Regions from separate parts of the Homo sapiens genome. Here region 1 is linked to region 2. A link is a contact called in ENCODE Hi-C or POLR2A ChIA-PET data. All regions are on one chromosome and are shown on one strand. Each heading gives the region's core, a stretch centred on a gene start or an enhancer-like site at or near the end of the contact. The rest is flanking DNA. Distances are from core to core; before and after follow the strand shown. Region 1 overlaps IGF1R (insulin like growth factor 1 receptor). Region 2 overlaps IGF1R (insulin like growth factor 1 receptor).

Evidence for each region. A loop is a pair of places that touch in the nucleus more often than their neighbours do. ChIA-PET counts read pairs that join two places held with the same protein, here RNA polymerase II (POLR2A). Pooled maps may share reads with other maps.
Region 1: a map of heart right ventricle shows a loop between it and region 2 (2.1-fold over the local background). The contact joins two enhancer-like sites. A Hi-C loop is called at or near these places in 13 of 168 maps with a recorded cell type or tissue (HepG2, PC-3, PC-9 and 8 more), 1 of 37 single-sample maps with no recorded cell type and 7 of 50 pooled maps. POLR2A ChIA-PET finds 5 or more read pairs at or near these places in 3 of 52 experiments (Caco-2, H1 and HEK293).

What each region holds. Positions count from the first base shown.
Region 1 is chr15:98,775,463-98,779,843 of GRCh38, forward strand. All of the region lies in intron 2 of IGF1R (insulin like growth factor 1 receptor), which reads left to right. It overlaps LOC124903560 (a long non-coding RNA gene), which reads right to left. Exons shown (of 2, transcript XR_007064772.1): 1 at 1-4,381. Among named protein-coding and RNA genes, the nearest start is that of MIR4714, 6.8 kb to the right of the region's middle. RefSeq lists enhancers at 834-1,741, 1,742-2,648. Within about 2 kb of position 1,654, at least 16 of the 41 ENCODE cell types and tissues checked have a DNase peak (open chromatin) inside an H3K27ac peak, as active enhancers do; they include ascending aorta, breast epithelium and mammary epithelial cell, where a contact is called at or near this core.
Region 2 is chr15:98,711,023-98,715,282 of GRCh38, forward strand. All of the region lies in intron 2 of IGF1R (insulin like growth factor 1 receptor), which reads left to right. Among named protein-coding and RNA genes, the nearest start is that of IRAIN, 62 kb to the left of the region's middle. RefSeq lists enhancers at 1,866-2,568, 3,489-4,260. Within about 2 kb of position 2,754, at least 7 of the 41 ENCODE cell types and tissues checked have a DNase peak (open chromatin) inside an H3K27ac peak, as active enhancers do; they include ascending aorta, breast epithelium and mammary epithelial cell, where a contact is called at or near this core.

The DNA of each region.
Region 1 (4,381 bases), core at 404-2,903, 63 kb after region 2:
TTCAGGGACCGTTGCCCTAGACACTGTTCTTCCCCTCATGTCTCAACCTGGGCCTCCTACCACTGCCACCACCACAGCTATGCCACCTGGGATGTGTCCCAAGCCCCCACTTGTCGGGGAAGCAGCTGGGGAGGGGTCTTTGGCCACCTCTGCAGCTATAAGGATCAGAGCAACACCTGGCTTCTGTGCCTGTGGCCCCTGCTGGTGCTGGGTCCCTGGTCCGCACTGAAGGATCCAGGCAGAGTACAGTGGGTCTCCCAGGTCAGAATCCCCTGGGTTGCTTGTTAAAGCTCACAGGGCTGGGCCCCACCCCAGGGTTTCCGATTCAGCAGGTCTCGGGCTGGTTGGATGATGAGAATTTGCATTTCTGTCAAGTTCCCATGTGATCCTTTTTGGGGTCTGGGACCACACTTTGAGAACCACTGGTCTATTAAACAAATCTTTGCAAATTAGGGAGGTGTGTTGTGGGAGGAAGAGACTGATAGTTGAAAGAATATTTGCCTAAATACAGTGCCTAGTATTTGCCAAGTACGCAGCCTTCTTTCTGGCTTTAATCATACAGACTTTCTCAATCACATGTAATTGCACATCCTTTAAGCAGCTTTTGACTGACTTTGGTTTTCTCTTTTGTGGTGATTTTCCTTAAACTCCCGAAGGGAGGGTGGAAGGGGCAAGAGAAATTTTTATTTATTTATTTTAATTTAATTATTTTTTATTATTTATTTTTTTATTTTTTTTTTGAGATGGAGTCTTACTCTGTCGCCCAGGCTGGAGTGCAGTGGTGTGATCTCAGGTCACTGCAACCTCCGCCTCCCGGGTTCCAGCAATTCTCCTGCCTCGGCCTTCTGAGTAACAGGGTCTATGGGCATGTGCCACCATGCCGGGCTAATTTTTTGTATTGGTAGTGGAGATGGGGTTTTGCCATGTTGGCCAGACTGGTCTTGAACTCCTGACCTCAGATGATCCACGCGCCTTGGCCTCCCAAAGTGCTGGGATTACAGGTGTGAGCCACTGCGCCCAGCCAGATTTTATTTCTTTAAAAAAGAAACTTACTAGTTATCAGGACACTTGTGTTCTTGGTACTTGATTTTGTCAGCATTATTTTTAAGAGCCTCTTCCCTCCTTCCCCCTACCTCCCTGTTGAGCCCAGGCTCTGAAATAACATAGGTGCATGTGAAGTTCCCCTACCTGCCATTACCAGACATTGGTGCTGGGCGGCCCTCACCTCCACCTCCTCTCACCTGAGGCCACAGCGGTGTGCAAGGATGTGGTCTGTCTTGAGTGTGTTTTCAAAGCAGCTGTTTGGTCTGTGCCTTGGATGTTTTTCCACAGATAAGCCCAAAAGAGAACCACATCTTAAAACGCCCGTGACCTTGAATGGTCTTTCCGGAGGGGCGGCTGGATTTGTGCTCTCATCGTCTCAGGTATGTGTCAAGCCACTGTTGTTTCAGAGCTGGACACAGGTGCTTAGGAAAATTCCTCACTGAAGGGTTTTCAGGATTTACAAGTTCTTGCTGTTTTTGTGACCTTGTGTGGTTTCTGGTTTCACAGAAGGCTTTGTTTCTTGGTTCTTGTTGCTGCTTTCAGCCTTGGCCTGTAATCACTGGGCGCCAGGGAGGGCTGCGGTCTGTTTCCCGGGGTGTGCTCAGATACCGTGTCAGTTCACATGTGTTGCTGCAGCGGCAGGGGGCCAGGCAGGAGGGGCGGGTGTCCTGAAGCACGCTCAATTTGCTGATCAGGGCCTTCACTTGGATTTTGCACTTGCCGCAGTGGAGACATTCCTCGTAGCTACTCAGTGTGGTTTGTTTTAAGTGGGCCATCCGTTAATTCATGTGACCTGGAACTTGGTTAATGTACTTGCCAAGGTTAAAGTTGAGACGCTGTTTGTTAAACCTTTCAAAGAGGGAAGAAGGTTGCCTTGAATTCAGTTCCAGGGTTTGGGAGTCTGAGAGGGAGGTGGTGAGGGGCCCGGGGAGGCCCTGAGAAACAAAATGCTGGTTAAGGACACAGTCTGCTCACCGACCTCGGAAGTCTCTAGACGTCTAAAGAAGTCCAAGCAAGGAATGATGACCGAAGAGGAACCTCAAGGGTGCAGGCGGCTCTGGGATCTCAGCACATCTCAGTGATGGAATGAGCTGCCGGGGAATGACCCCTGTGGGGGCTGTCCAAAGTCAGAGCAGACACAAACGTAGCTCTCCAGGCCCCATACCTTGGTGGGCAAGAGGGCAGCAAGTGCATCCTCACAGTTGATGGGGAGAGCAGCATTTCAGCCTGCAGAAAAGAGAACCACACAGATGTAAGATGAGGTCTGCACTCACTTGCCTGGTCATGCAGAGACGGAGCTGGGAGCAGCTGCATGACTTTTCAGAGAAGTGGCACACGTTTACTGTAAGGGTCCCAAATGTAGACCACTGCAGATCGTAAGGTCTAGATGGAGGGACCAATAGTAGGGAAGTAGGGGAGAAGAAAGTAAAACCTTACAGTATAAAGACCCATAGATGCTCTTTTGTTTTTGATGTGTGTACGGGGGTTAGATATTTATTGAGCACCTACTGCATGACAGAGTGTTCAGCAATGACAATGCAGAGCTTAATAAGAACAGGTTCTAGACTAATCTTTTAGGGGGTGAGGATAGAACAGAAATAGGTAATTATGTCCTGAGAACATGAGAGAGTGTTGGTGGACAGAACGGCGATGTATCCCCAAGGGCAACTGAAGCCTTCACAGAAGATGCAAAGCCTGTACGTGGTCCTCGGAGTCATGCCACATGGTGACTGGTTATCTTAGTCGTAGGAAAACTGAGAAGCTTTGAGGCATGTTCTATCTGTCTTTGTGGGCATCATCTTCATTATTTGAACAATTCAGAGTGCTTGATGCCTTTTGCTTCGTTCTCACAATCCTTGACACTAAGCTGTGGGCTTGGGTTATAGTCACTCATTCTGTTATTCATGTCATTTTGCCTATCCTTCCACTTCACAGATGAGAAGACTGAGACCCAGAGAGGGTCATGGTTTTCATTAGCCAAATGGTGCAGAAACCCAGTGGTCACAGTGGCTCTCTAGCTCTTTGTCACCCACAGGGCCCTTGATAAGAGTACGGTCTTTCTCCAGGGGAGCAGGGTTGAGGAGTGGGGGCAGCCCTGGCCTGGGTGGCCATATCCTGATTTCCCCTCCCTTGGCCCATAGCTCTCTATCTTGGGTGAGGTGAGAAAGTAAGGCTGCTCCTTGACTGTGGTCCCTTTTGTGTCTGTCCTGCACTGGGCCACCTTCCCAGGGGCCTTGTGTCAGCCTGGTAGTGGTGCTAGTGGCCTTGAAGTGAGAGTGGGTGGATCACACATGGCAGATCTCTGGCAGTGACCTTTTCTGTGGATTTCCGGTGACTGATGATAGCCTCTTTGGAAGTCAGCATATGCATAGCTCTCTGTCTTTTGAAAACAATGGAAAAACCCACCACCAGCCCCAAAACCAGCTGTCTTTCTTCTTATGAATAGATATCCATGAAAAGCAGAAGAGTAGTTTCTTGTAAGTACTCTGGGAGTGCATAATACATTTTAAATAAGATTAAAAATTATGTTTTATTCTTACTAGCATCACTGTCAGATAATTGAGCGTGAGAGCATTCAGTGCTGTGTGCTTGGTACGAAGTAGTAACATCAATTCAGTGTTCAGTACATCCACTTTGTTCCAGAACAATGTATTCAAGGTCGGTGTATTTTGGCTGTGCCACAGAGTTCTGGAAATTCCCAAGAGAATAAGTTTTCACCTGTTATATAATCCAGCACAAGTGACTGTGTAGCAGCAACCTCATGTTTCATGATGACTTTAAAATGCAATTGATTCTAAAATTTAGCTTTTAAAAATTTCGACTTCAGATTTTCTCTGAAGGTTTAAGGTAGGCTTCTCCTTTATTAATTTTTTCAAGAAATATTTAAGAACACTGCTCTGTGCTATGTACCATTCTAAGCACTTTACAGATACTAATTCATTTAATCCTCAGCCTGGTTAGGTAAGTACTGCTATTCCCACCGTACAGATGAGGAAACAGCCTCAGAGGAGTTAAAACAAGTTGCTCAGGTTACACCGTCAGCGGTTTGGACTACTTCAGTTTCAGATAATCACTGTGAAATTTTACTGTTTTGAGCTACACGTTTCAAAATCTTTTCTGATGCGGAACTATCATTAAATCATATAATCCGCTTCTCTGGAGTCAGAGGTTGACAACACATTAGCACTTGACTCGAGCCTCTCCCTGGAGGAGGACATTCCGTCTGCGGGGAGCCGAGTCCGAGGCTGGAGCAACTCTGGAACCACAGCCCTCCAGTAGAGGGCACACGAGAGCAGGCTATCTGTGGAGATAGCCTGTTGGCACAGGGGTGAAGATG
Region 2 (4,260 bases), core at 1,504-4,003:
GCATTCTGTGTTGGTAAGCTGCTTTAGAGCATTTCTTTTAACACCAGGAGTTCTTCCCCTCATCATCTTTTTGGCTGAGTCGTCACTGCAGCGCTCATAGCCCCGCATGTACCTCTCCAGCCAGAACCCTTAGGAATCATTTGGGGAGCTCCATGAAGGGCATTGAGTCCAGGCAGAATGGCTACCTTGAGTTCAACATAAGCATTAAGATGGCCATTCGAAAACATTAAGCACAGAAGAATCCCATTCAGGTAATCTTCTGTTGGCTGGCTGTAGAACTACGGAGAACATCTGGAGAAACACGTCAAGGGTGTGTGTGAAATCGTTGAGCCTACTCGATTTTGTCGTGCTGTTGCGCGGTTTTCACTTGGCACTGTCCTTTAAACTCCTTCTGTGCCGTGACTCTGCAGTGTCTGGCAGCGTAGTAGACTCTACTCCCTCTATGGACGTGATCCCTCTGTGGGTTCTCTGCACACTTCTGTATTTCTCGGTTCTTTTTGGATTTAGGAGTGGATTTTATACATTTTTGAGTCATTCCTAAAGAGCGATTGACCCTTAAAGAACTGTGTACAGTGGTTTCCTTTCAGTAAGAACATAGTTGTGTGGCACCCCCTGACATGTGGTGTGGTTGATTCTTCTTCCTTGTCTTCCAACGCCACCCTCTTATGAGTCTCTTCCTACCCCCACAGGTGCCGCTTCTCTGTCTCCCTTCCCTCAGTCTGGCTTTTAACGGTGGTCTCCTGACATAGTCCATTCAGGCTGCTGTAACAAAATCCCATACCCTGAGTGGCTTACACACAACAGAAATACTGCTCACAGTTCTGGAGGCTGGAAGTCCAAGTTCAAGGTGCTTACCAGATTAACTGTCTGGGGAGGGCCCACACTCTGGTTCACAGAAGCACCTTTTCACTGTCTTCACATGTTGGAAGGGGCGAGGGATTTTTTTTCTGGCGTCTTTTTTATAAGGGCACTAATCCCATTTGTGAGGGCTCCACCCTCATGGCCTAATCACCTCCCAGAGCCATCATACTGGGGATTAGGTTTCAACATAAGAATTTTGAGGGGACATAAACATTCAGATCATAGCATGGCTGGAGTTCTGTCCTGGGCTCTCTTTTCACTTTCCTTGTTCTCATCTCATCCACTGGTAACTGCATTGCCTCCTGTCTCCACCTAAACTTCCAAGTATCTCCAGCCCAGAACCCTTTTGAGTCCAGGACCTGTCATTCATATCCATCCCAGAACCCTTTTGAACCCAGGACTTGTCATTCATATCAGACCACCACGAGCATTTCACTACAGCCTCTGATGGTCTTCCCTGTTTCCTCACTTTTGCCTATTTTTTTTCTTTTCTATTCCCTCTTAAGTGGGCCACACTTTTGTTCCCCTGGTTCTTATGTCAGGAATGTGGGTGTCCTTTGGACACTTCCTTCTCCAGTTGGATACCAGGCCCTTTCCCTCCCGAATGGAATGGAAATGCTGCTTCAGCTGTGTTCCTCTGCTCCTCCCCCTTACAGCAGTGACATAGCCTCTCTCCTGCTATTGTGTCCTGTGGCTCCACCGAGCACTGGGGAGCTTTTCAGTATGCACTTTTTTTTTTTTTGGAGAAAGAGTCTTACTCTGTCACCCAGGCTGGAGTGCAGTGGTGCGATCTTGGCTCATTGCAACCTCCGGGCTCCCAGGTTCAAGTGATTCTACTGCCTCAGCCTCCTGAGTAGCTGGGATTACAGGCCCGCACCACCACACCCAGCTAATTTTTGTATTTTTAGTAGAGACGGGGTTTCACCATGTTAACCAGGCTGGTCTCGAACTCCCGACCTCAGGCGATCCACCGGTCTTGGCCTCCCAATGTGCTGGGATTACAGGCATGAGCCACTGCGCCCGGCCATCTAGTGTGCACTTTGGACTGATGAGCTCCCCTACCTGAAATCCTGTAGCAAGTCCCTATAGGATAGGCATGTGGTACAGTGTGAAGCTCCTGAGTGGTCAACAGCTACCCCGTGACAACATGCCACACTCCATGTGCCACTCCCTCCCGCCTGCCTGCTGTGTCCTTGGCCCCAGTGGTGCTCTCCCGTGCTGACCAGCCGGCACGGCTCACCTGGCCGAACTCTAGCCTTGCCTTTTCCTCTCAAGGATGTAAAGGCTCTGCAGATTTCGGGAGGCCTGTCTCCCAGCACCTGATGGGACACTTTTTGCCCCACTGTAAATTCTGGGTGTATCCTCCACTGTATGCTGTCACCCCAAGGGCAAGCACTGCATCTGCTTAGTGAAGGATTTATTGTTCGGAAGATACATTTTCCCCTTGAGCAGAGAGTAGCGTATCCTGGCAGTCTTCGGTGAGCCAGTTGTACCAGGATTATGAAATGCAGATGTTTACTGTGTCATTGTTGCTGTCATTGCTACTGAGGAGTACTGACCAGAATCATCTGCAACTCTTAGTTGGCAGAGAGGACCACTATGGCGGGTAGCTCTTTTCTTTCCTGCCATTGTGGGGATGATTCCAGGCCAAAGATGATGGAGAAGTATGGAAATCATCTGAAAGGTTGAAGCTTGGCACGTGAAGCCATTCATGACTTTGTAAGGCAGTTTTGCTGAAGGCCAGTTCTGCCCTGGGAGGGACGGAGGTGAATCCTCCTGAGTACCTGTGGTTTTCTTACTTCCTGCTGAATTTACCTAAGTGCCTGTTGTTTGCTTGCTGTGGAGGCTTTCTGGTATTTCATTTCAGGTGCAGATGCCTTCACTTTCCCACAAAAAAAACCCCAACAAAACCTAAGACCTTACTGCAACTAAGTCTCCAAGTACTTTTTAACCCATTGGGATGAACAGCCTGTGGTCTGCTCAGATCACCCTGAGTGCGTGTGAGAAGGCCTGGGCTTTGCCAGGAAATCCAGGAAGGCAGGGCCGGGCTGTGTTGGAAGCTGGCTTAGCTGGTGGGGCAGCCTTATTTCAATTAAAAGGGCATTGACTGGGAGCAGCAGTCCTGGAGTTTGTTGCATTTCCTATTGCCCTCAAAATGAGAAACCAGGAAAATAGCAGATTGGAGCCTTCGAGAAGGCAGTAAATGGCTGTTTTTATTGACAAAAGGAAAACATTTTACTGCCATCTCACTGATGGCATCTCACTGACTTAAAATGAAGGCAGGTTGTAGTAAAAAAAAAAAAGTCTACATTTTTCCACCGCCACGTTCTTATATCCTTGTTTGTCAGCCACTGCTCACAAGGGCAGTGTTGTCTTGCGGAGTAGAGGCGCTCTCCTTCCCTCGTTTTCCTCTATAGGTTGGTGTGGCTGACCTGCTAGATCAAAGTGGAGGACCTGTTTAAGAATGTGTAAATTGAAGGCTGGGCGCAGTGGCTAACACCTGTAATCCTAGCATTTGGGGAGGCTGAGGCAGGAGGATCGCTTGAGTCCAGGAGCTCAAGACTGGCCTGGGCAACATGGTGAGACCTTGTTCATATAAAAAAATTTAAATAATTAGCTGGTTGTGGAGGCACGTGCCTATAGTCCCAGCACTTTGGGAGGCTGAGATGGGAGGATCCGCCTGAGCCTGGGGAGATGGAGGTTACAGTGAGCCGTGGTTGTGCCACTGCACTTCAGCCTGGGCGACATAATGAAATCCTGTCTGAGAAAAAAAAAAAAAGATTTTGTAACTAAGTTTTATGGCTAGCTTTGAGAAAGGAAAATAATAATAAAAAAAGAATGTGTAAATCACCTGCTGGATGGGGGGAAGAGGGGCACATTGTCTTTGTAGTGAGACTTCACTCATGTGATGTGCAGTATTTCATCTTAACATTTTTTTTTTAAACTTAAGCTACTTGTGAAGAGCTGAGATGTTTCTGTTAAGCACTGTGTGGTCTGCTGCTGGTCTTCTGCAGGCCACTGTTCCCCAGACTGCTAAGACGATCATGACACAGGCTTGCATTTTCAGGTGGACTCTTGGGAGGGGCTTGTGGACCCTGGAGGAGAAGGCAGCCAGGAGAGGGGCATCTGGCTTTGTGTTGTTGGTAGGAACTTGTCTCGGTTGCCCTGGAAGGCCTCTGCTCTGGTCAGCTGCTCCCAGTGTGGGGGTGATCTTTATTTAGAAGGGGGTCACATGCCCCCAGGCCTCATTGCTATGCCTTTTATAGTCAGGCGTGGAGCTCACATTCTCTTCTGCCTGATTGCCGACGCTTGTTGCCGAGATGGTGAAGCAGTTTGTGTGCAGGTTCCCTGGGACCTGGCTTAGCCCACCTCATTTCTTGGGGCGTGTGCCTTGTGCCT